Linked DNA regions of Homo sapiens: region 2 is linked to region 1. The links are chromatin loops, found by intact Hi-C in ENCODE. Cell type or tissue: heart left ventricle. All regions are shown on one strand.

Region 1 (5,000 bases):
CCGGGACAGATTTTTCAAAGGGTAAAAAAGCCTTTAGCCATTTTTCATCTATGCCTCCCTCATTTTGAAAACAAACTCTGCTAGTTTGTTCTTATTTCTTAATACAATACTTCCCATGCCAAAATTTGGATACATTTTAAATTGGGGTCAATTTGGGCTGTAGAGTCTCTAATGAATTGGTCAGCATGTTCATGCTCTTTGAGAGTCTGCTGCCCTCACTGACCTGCCAGTTCCAATAATCATCCAACTATCCTCCCAACGATTCCTTTCCTGGATATATTAGCAGGGCGAATTTCAATCCACTTTGTTTATTTGTTCACTACGGTATCTTCCATAGAAAAGCTAGGCCTGTGAAATAAAGATTAAACGGGCTAGAAAAGTTTGCGGTGTTATGAATCCTATACTGTGCAGAATTCATAATTCCAGTTTTGCCTAGTAGAAAAAAGCCCAAGATCATAAATATTTCTAAGCAGTCAGGGAAACTGCATTTGCCAAGGCCCTATAAGAAAGCTGATGGTGAACCCAAACAGAATCCTGCCAAATACCTAAAATGTGTTGAAATATATTTTATAATTCCTCCCCCACAATAGTCCACCTTTTGATTTGTGTGATAATCTATTTGGACAGGAGCTATCCACCGTGTGCCTGCTCTTCTTTCCACCTGCTGTTCCATCAGCCGAGGAAAGGGTTGTGCCCAAGGGAGGTGGCTGTCCATTGTTATTCACAATAGCGGTGCCCCTCATGAAATGCTCTGCCAGGATAGATAAATTACCTATTCTTAGACAGAAGTTTTATATATGTGCAATGTTGACTGACTCAGACTCTAATCAAAACTGTTCTCTTGGTTCTCCTCAGTATATTTCTAACTCCTCGGTATATTTCTAACCTATTTCTAACTGGAGAACTTTAGGATATTTGGCAGTACCATGTGTAAGTAAGAGCTTTTGCAGGACTTCCAAGCAAGAGAAGTAACAATGGGTATATGCCTGCAACACATTTCTTTTAGGGGAATATGGCACGAGTGTTTTTGTGGATTATCTGGTTTATATAAGATATGCATTTTAAATAACTAAACCTGTGTTGACATGCTTATACTAGAAAGCAGTGCTGTTAAGGAGCACCTCTATATAGGCAAACCCTATTCAGTGAAGAACCAAATCTGAGCTTTAATCTGAAACCAAATAGAAAAAGTTATTGGAGTCGAAGATGAGGGAGTGGGGTGAAATAAGATTATGTATCAAGCATATTCAAATATAGGATAATATCCTAGGGCCTAGTGGTAGTACCAATAAGAAAAATGTACCTGAGCCAGGTGTGGTGGCTCACGCCTGTAAGTCCTAGCAATTTGGGAGGCCAAGCCTGGGGGATCACTTGAGACCAGTTCAAGACCAGCCTGGGCAACATGGAGAAACCCTGTCTCTACTAAAAATACAAAAATTAGCCAGCTACTCTGGAGACTGAGGCAGGAGAATCGCTTGAACCCGGGAGTTGGAGGTTGCAGTGAGCTGAGGTCATGCAACTGCACTCCAGCCTGGGCGACAGAGCAAGACCCTGTCTCAAAAAAAAAAAAAAAAAAAATTACCAGGGTAACAGAGCAATACCTCTACATAGAGAGGAAAAAACTGGAAAAGACTTGGTAAGTCTATGCCTATACCTAACATTTGTGGAGCAGTTGCTATATGCCAGGTACTGTACAAGATGCATCACAGATATATAAAATCATTTCCTCCTCATATCCACCTCAGGTGGGTAAATTATATCATCTCAAATTTAATGATAAGGAAACGGAGACACAGGCATTCAAGCACATTTCCATGGTCGCAGAGTACATTACTGCAGAGATAGGATTCGAGCCCAGGTAATGTGCCCCCAGATCTCACGCTTGTTTCTATTTCCTGCTTCCCCTAATGACTAAGGCACCCGAGGATTTTTCTTTTTCCACCTTCTCCATATTCATAATTAGACTATATTAAATTTTTTCAGTGGAGGAATGGAAGCATTTTAAAATAAAATAATCTCTTCAGCCTAACACAGACCAATTCCACTTTGAGAAGAGCGATGGTTGCGCCTTGCACCCTCCAGGTGGCGCTTGTGCGCCACTTACAGACAGGAGAGGTTTCAGGGTCGTCGGCAGGGTGGGCTCTTGGTTTTGTTCAAAGGACATTTGAGCATTGTTTCTCTGTCCTCAACAATCCTACTTGAGACACTTGTTGCCATTGTAAGATTTAAAGGCAAATCAGATAAACAAAGAAAGGGCCACGTACCAATCCTAAAGCTGACGTGGAGCAGCCGAAGCCTCCCTTCGCAGAGGTCTGTTAATGGCATCCAGAGAAGACGCGCAGTCACTGTGGGTTCAGACTGCAGATGCTCTTAGCAGGGGTTTCCAGCTGGGCGCCCGTGGCCCTCTGGAAGGTTCTCATTTGGTATCCATCGGAAGGCCTTTTATCGCTTGTTAGTAATGATACAGATTTGTTGTAGAGGCAAGCAATTCTTTCAGTATTTAAGCCTTTGCAATTTTCATTATTTTTTTAAAAAAATGATTTTTTTTTTTGCCCTTTTGCTCCCCTTCCTAACAAAGGAAATTGTTAGGAACTATATTACTAATGTAATTTAGTCAAGGGGTTGTCAAGGAGTTCCATTAGGATTTGGATTGAAAAGGGATTTCTAGGATAAAGCACCGTTTTGCTGTAGATATGATCTTCTGGAAAGGATGGGGCCGGGCAGCCTCGTGAAGTTTGCATTCGTGAACTTTGGGTTCCCGTAATCCTACGGCATGCCTTATCGAGGACAGCCTAGGAGCGAATTGGCAGTAGGTTAGAAAGCATGATTAGAAGAGGGAAAGCTGAAATGGCCTTCATGTCGGCTGTTTTCCTCCACAGGATACTGGGTGATTCCTGTCCTAACCAGATACTGATTACTTAAAGCTTAGCCCGAGAGTTCTTGTCAAAAATGATTTCCGTAGCGTATTTTGACTTGCTGAGGTCTGAAGAACTTTGGGAATTTGTTAGGTGTGGATCTGAACTCCAGGAACCGGTCAGGAGTATTCAGTAAATGAACTCTATCCGTTTGAACAGAATGTCTTAAGCACCTCGTTTTTATCTCATTCACACTTCTCCGAATGTCCTCATCTGACATGGAGAATTATTGGTGGAAAATGTGCGTATTGATAATTCAGACATACGAAAGCAAAAAAGTCCAAAGGACTTATCTTCAAATTGTTTTACACAATATTTCAAGCATGTGCAAAATGGTATAAATATGTTTCAATCTGTAAATTTATGTATTCTTCTAGTATTTCCCCATTATAATTGAATCCTTGTTTTGTAAACATTTCACCTCATCTACAATATACACACTCAAAATATTTAAATTGTTGAAAACTATTTTTAGCATGAATACATTTTCTTCACATAAAATACAAAGGATTAATGTAACATCTAACTCTTTAAAACATTCCACCAAATATTCAACCCTGAATGGTAAGACACAAAAAAGGTGTGTATTTGTGTTTAAAACAGTGGACCGGCCAGGCATAGTGGCTCACACCTGTAATCCCAGCATTTTGGGAGGCTAGGCAGGCGGATCACGAGGTCAGGAGTTTGAGACCAGCCCAGCCATCATGGTGAAACCCCGTCTCTACTAAAAATACAAAAAATTAGCTGAGCATGGTGGCACACGCCTGTAATCCCAGCTACTCGGGAGGCTGAGGCAGGAGAATCGCTTGAACCCAGGAGGCAGCGATTGCAGTGAGCTGAGATCGTGCTATTGCACTCCAACCTCAGCAGCAGAGCAAGACTCCATCTCAAGAAAAAAAAAAAACAGTGGACCATGAGGTATTTATTTTAAATCTCTCTTAGAAGTATAGCTTCCAGTGTTAAATCTATACAATACTTTGTTGTCTCAAATGTTCGGCAGACAAGAAGCAATTCCAATTCTATAAAAAATATAACATTTAAATCAAAGTAATGGGTTTTCTAAAAGTCATTTTATCCTGATTCAGACAGTTAGTATTTGAGAGACTTTTCAAATACCATGGCTGTATAGTATTTTTAAAAAGAAGATTGTATTTTTCTTTTCTTAGCATAGATGCCTATTCATGCCAGAAATCAATAAGCATTATTACAGGAAAATTACTGACCAATTATCAGGTTTTATATGATAATTGTTTAATATGTAATAAAAGCAAATACTATTTTTTTTCCTTTGGAATCAATGCAAAACATTATGATAAACAGAAGAAATAATTCATTTCTAGTCAGTTTGGAAACTCCTTTGTATTTCATTCTTATTTTCCTTTTCACACCTACAAATCCCTGCCATGCACACAGGAAATGCCCGGATGCATGGAAGAAATTAAAATTAGGTCAATTGTGTTCCATCTTGTTAGGTTAGCCAGGCATTCTGTAGATATGGGACATGTTCTGTATTTAACAATTTTGTCCTGTGTCTTGTATTGACTTTGTCAGGATGTGCTGCATGTCCTGTACTAAGCATTTTTTCATTAAATTACAAAAATGTGATAGAGCTATTTTTCAAAATCTAACTGGGGCGAGTCTTGTGCTTGTGTTTGCTCAATTTGGTGACCCTATCCCTTGTAATCCTTTGTTAGAGTCTTTCAGTACTTAGACTCATTTGTGTATTTCTTGAGTTCATTTTCATCAGAAATGATCATTTTCAGAATGAAATGTCACTGGTATAGCTTAGGACAGCTTAATATGCTAAGATGACAGAGTTAGCTGGTATCAGAAGTTATTCTCACCTAACACTCTCTCTTTATTTGAAAAGAATGTTAGTGCTCAATGTTTTTAAAGATTTTCTGTGTTCATTATTATGTCATTCACAGAAACATATATTGGAGATATAATAAAAATGTCATTATTGAGTATCAGAAATTAAGAGTTGTCCAGATAAATATTATGATTTTTATATTAAAAGATCTCTGATGAAAAGAAATAATGAATTAACTCATAAAACAATACCTGAGGAAGAATAGTATGTTA
Region 2 (5,000 bases), 180 kb after region 1:
TCTGGCATCTGAAATTTACTGGATTTTTTTAAAGCAAAGTTTTATTGAGAATGTGGGAAGTGATTATAACCTGTAGCCAAAAACCAGGAGACAAATCTTCAGTTTTTGCAGAGATCCGTTTCTGGGTGGGAATGATCTACTTTATTCTCTTTCCTTTCCCTCCCTCAGAGATGTTGGCTGAGTGCAAATCTGTATGAATACTGAAAAATCCATATTTGCACAAACATCCACAGCCTTACCATAAATGGAAAAATTTGTTCAAGCCAAGTATCATAATCAGAATAAAAGTTATCTCCCTTATGTTTCAGCCATGGTCGAGAAAGACCCTCTGCCCGTCTGAGCATTCGTAGGGATCGACCATTATCTGTCCACTTAAACCTGGGCCAGAAAGGGTAAGCACCACATTTGCCTTCGTATAATTTGTTGAAAGATGGTATTATGTGAAATTTGCTAACAAAGTCTTCCTCTTTTGGCTTCTCTTCACAGTAACCGGAAAACTTCTTGGTAAGAGAGAGAACACATTAATTACTATATTATCTGCCTTTGAAATATGAGTCAGAATAGTTATGGCACTTTCCCTTTTCTGCAGTAACTCTTTTCTGTTTGTTTCATTTTTAATTACAGTCCAATAAAAATAAATCAGTTTGAAGGGCATTTCATGAAGCTACAGGCTGACTCCAACTACCTTCTATCCAAGGAATACGAGGTACAACTCAGGCAGAATGAAGCTTCAGCATCCCTAGTTCTTAGCAGAATTTCCTTCCTAATGTTTACTGTGTCATCATAGGCTGATTGAGCTCAGAAGTTAGGAGGCTGCTTAGAATCTCAGCTGAGCACTCTTTTATGCCTAAACTATGCCCTGAATAGAATATACCATCTAATCTTAGAGGCCAGCTTGAGCTCCAGAATAACACAGCAAACCAAGGGCTACCTGGATCAGATAGTAAGGAAGAATTAACAAATCTCAAATGCAGACCTAAAGCTGTCAGATATTCAGCCTGGCCATTTGCTTGGCTGGAAGATGCCGTGGTTTCGCAAAAAGCACGTAGCTTTTGGAACTGATTCTCAGGTTTGCCACTTGGGTGACCTGGGGCACATCAGTTATCCTGACTGAGCCTCACCTGTAAAATAGTGAGACCACCACCTCCCTTGTGGGGCTGTTGTGGGGATCAGGGCTAATGCATGTTGAGTACTAGGCATTCATAAACAATAGCTAGTGTATATATTTTCATGTTATTATGTTATCTCCAGGACTGTATGATTTGCTTTATTCTATTTCATATTCTCCACTTACAAACTCATATTTGACCTAACAGGAGTTAAAAGACGTGGGCCGAAACCAGTCATGTGACATTGCACTCTTGCCGGAGAATAGAGGGAAAAATCGATACAACAATATATTGCCCTGTAAGTTTTGTGTCAAAATTTGTAATACTGTCTTCCTCTAGCCATTTCTGCATTTTTCTCCAAAAATGAAATGAGGCTAAAGAAATATAATATAGCTCGATATGGACAATCTCAAGCTCTGAATGCCTTTAATAAGAAATAGCTTGTATATTCCTGCACTTCCCTCCAGAGGGATAATAGCCAGTTTAAATTCTGATTATGAAAGTCCTCTTATGCTGTTGACATTTCCCCATGTGATGCTATTGCTTCTCTTTGGAGGCTAAGCAGTAAATGGGGTTAACAGCAAGGGCTCTGACATCAAGCAGACCTGGGTTTGCTTAGCAAAGTCTTCGGTTAGCAATTTCTACTTAAATTTCCTTACCCCATTAGGTAAAGCAATAGAAGGTAGGTTTTCTGGATTGTATTCATTCCAGCAGTGAAAGGGAGCTGGCCACTCCATCAGGCAAATGTGGTAATGTCAGAAAGGGAAGCACAGATGGGGCTTCATGTTGTCTCCTGTGTCTGACTGGTTATAGGCCACCTATGCAACATGGGGCAAGTTAGTTATCCTGCCTGAGCCTCATCTGCAAAATGGAGATAAGATCACTTCCCATCTGTGGCTGTTGTGGGGATCAGAGCTAAGGCACATCACACACATCACATAAACTGTAGAAAAGTCACTCCAAGACTCAGCAGCAAATCTCTCCTTCCAGATGATGCCACGCGAGTGAAGCTCTCCAATGTAGATGATGATCCTTGCTCTGACTACATCAATGCCAGCTACATCCCTGTAAGTGACCCACTAGGCCATAGTGTTCAGGATGAGGCTTTGGTGGGTGGCTACACTGGAGATGCCACTCCTCCATGTTCCTGTTATTCTTAGGTCTGGAAACACCTGTAGATTTCAGAAGAGCACATCTGAATGCCATAAAAAAAATGGGGTATCCAATTCAGTTCCTGCTACGCCACATTTTTCACAATGGCTATAGTCAAATGAAATTATGAGCCCAAGATGCATTTTCATAGATCATCTACTCTCTGCAGTCCTTAACCAAGATGAGAGCTTCCTAAGGAAGATGGACCTCCCCTGCTAAAGCTGCCTAGCTAGAGAAGCTGATCCCATGTTATTTGGAATCTTCACAACCACAGACACAACTCAAAGGTTATATCAAATCTTTGGGCTCTGGTTTTGGTTAGCATCTTGCCACCTTCCTATGGCATACTGCAGTGGAAAAAGCTTTCGGGTCAAACAAATCTAGGTTTGAATCCCACTTCTGCCCCTTGTTGATTCTGTGACCTTGGGCACATTATGTCACCTTTTTGGGCCTCCATTTTCTTTTCCAAAAACTGATGATAATAATATTTACCTCATACCTCAAGCAACCATCCATTCACTCAATAAACACTTAGAAATTAAGTGCTAACTGAGCTGTTTACAGGCATGGGATAAGATGGAATCCTGACCCTAAAGGAACTCTCAGAAGAGTTGAGGCAAGAAAAGGCAATGGCATGGGAAACCTGCCACAGCAGTGCCTCTCCTACATTGAAAGATGTCTGCGCCATCTGAGGATCTTGTGAAAAGGCAGATTCTGATCCATCAGGGCTGAGGCAGGGCCTGGGAATCTGTATTTCTTTCTTTTTTTTTTTTTTTTTTTTTTTTGAGATGGTCTTGCTCTGTCTGCCAGGCTGTAGTGCAGTGGCGCGATCTCTGCTCACTGCAAGCTCCGCCTCCCGGGTTCACGCCATTCTCCTGCCTCAGCCGCCCGAGTAGCTGAGACTACAGGCACCTGCCACCACGCCTGGCTAATATTTTTTTGTATTTTTAGTAGAGACGGGGTTTCACCGTGTTAGCCAGGAAGATCTCCATCTCCTGACCTCATGATCCGCCCGCCTTGGCCTCCCAAAGTGCTGGGATTACAGGGGTGAGCCACTGCGCCCGGCCGAGTCTGCATTTCTGACAAGCCTCTTGGTGATTTCAGTGCTGCTGGTCTGAGAACGGCACTCAGTAGCGAGAGGCTAGAGATTGCCATGGGGCATCTTGGAGAATATCCCCCAGCAGAGAGAAAGATAAAAGAAGGCTCAGCCAAGCAGGCACCATGCTGAGGATAAGTAAGGATTGGTCAGATGAGAAGCAGTGTTTGGGTGGGCGGGGGTGGCGATGGCAGAGGTGACATAATGTGGAGACCCTGAGGAAAGGCAAAGAGAAAGAGCTTCGATTAGAATTGACAAGGAATTGCTGTCATTGCCGGAGTGCAGAAGGAGTAGATGAAAATATCCCGCTCTTGGACTGTGGTTTGGATTAAATAAGTCCTGACCTGCGACACATTAGATGGTAGACGCTCAGTCAACAGTTTCTCTTCCGTGATGCTTCCTGTGGATGATATATCTTACCAAATTATTCTGACATTGATTATCCAAAATGACTAACACTCTTCTACATTAAATAGGGAAAGAGCCTGATTACAGTCCCTCCAACAGTCTACACAAATACCCCCCAACACACACATATAATTGAGGGTGAAGTGTTTTCTAGATCATTGCCTAAGTCCCCCATTTGCTTTCAGAATAGACCCAGGCAAGTAAAAGGGAATGTGGCTCTTAACACTAGTTCAATGTTCTGACCTTTGTCCTTCCTGCTCCCAAGCATTGACACTTGTGTTAGTATCTTTTTCTGAAGTCAGAGACTTGGCAGAGACCTCCCTATCATCTAATCTGAAGAACTCTTTGTTTATAGTTCTGAAGAGGCCCATTGTTTCTGACTCTCCATATTGTAAATTCATTGCAGGGCAACAACTTCAGAAGAGAATACATTGTCACTCAGGGACCGCTTCCTGGCACCAAGGATGACTTCTGGAAAATGGTGTGGGAACAAAACGTTCACAACATCGTCATGGTGACCCAGTGTGTTGAGAAGGGCCGAGTGAGTAAACAGCCTTCCTGGCATCAAAGCTTTGCTTTCTGCCACCTGGATAGAATTCTGCCCCATCATCAAAGTGAAACCCCGCAAAACAACGTAGGGATCATGTGAGAGCATTGTTAGTGACTTATACCACTCTGTTCAAAAGACTCTAATAGTAAACCCAAGTGATGCCTGATTCTGATTCTGGGTCTGAAGTTCCAGTCAAAGCTGTTTCCATTTGAGGACTGGGATTAGTGGCAGTGCCCATTACACCAAAAATTACCTGGCCACTTGGCTACTCCATTCTTCAGTGTCTGGCTGGAGGAGAGACCCTGCCAGAGTCACTGGACCTGCCCCTCATCCCAGGAAAGGAGAAGTGAGTTGTAGACTGTGTTGGCAGACACAAAGTAAAATAATAATCCAGACAAATCAACCAAACCCCCTTGTAATGCACTTACCATCCTCTACTTTATATGGTTATTTTGAGGATTAAAAGATTGAGGATTAAAAGAGAGATTACGTATAAAGTGCCTAGTATCTGCGCTCAGTAAACATATGCTTACATTCCTCTTCCCCTTGTCTGTATACATGTAAAGGCGAGCTTAGCTAAACGTTCTAACTTCTCAAAGATCTCTTGGCACACGGCCCACGTTAGGACAGTGACATAAAAATATGAACGAAGAAGGGCCAGGAAGACAGTGCCTTCCTCTACCCA

Evidence for each region. A loop is a pair of places that touch in the nucleus more often than their neighbours do. Peaks named below come from ENCODE experiments on the same cell type or tissue, not always from the same donor. Only the 100,000 strongest peaks of a DNase experiment are listed, where the experiment ranks them.
Region 2: it touches region 1 in a loop (5-fold over the local background); 5 of 110 quality-filtered maps call a loop at or near these places.

Annotation. Positions count from the first base shown.
Region 1 is chr12:70,717,088-70,722,087 of GRCh38, reverse strand. All of the region lies in intron 6 of PTPRR (protein tyrosine phosphatase receptor type R), which reads left to right. LOC124902960 (a long non-coding RNA gene) reads right to left here and starts at 2,892. Exons shown (of 2, transcript XR_007063361.1): 1 at 2,265-2,892. In heart left ventricle, a CTCF peak has its summit at 2,082 (motif pointing right); a DNase peak (open chromatin) is centred at 2,097; H3K4me3 peaks cover 990 bases; H3K27ac peaks cover 2,308 bases.
Region 2 is chr12:70,535,331-70,540,330 of GRCh38, reverse strand. PTPRB (protein tyrosine phosphatase receptor type B) reads left to right here. Exons shown (of 34, transcript NM_001109754.4): 24 at 309-392; 25 at 487-504; 26 at 625-706; 27 at 1,317-1,407; 28 at 2,100-2,176; 29 at 4,172-4,306. All of the region lies in intron 6 of PTPRB-AS1 (PTPRB antisense RNA 1), which reads right to left. Among named protein-coding and RNA genes, the nearest start is that of PTPRB-AS1, 70 kb to the right of the region's middle. In heart left ventricle, no CTCF peak of the experiment used is centred here; no DNase peak of the experiment used is centred here; H3K27ac peaks cover 1,501 bases.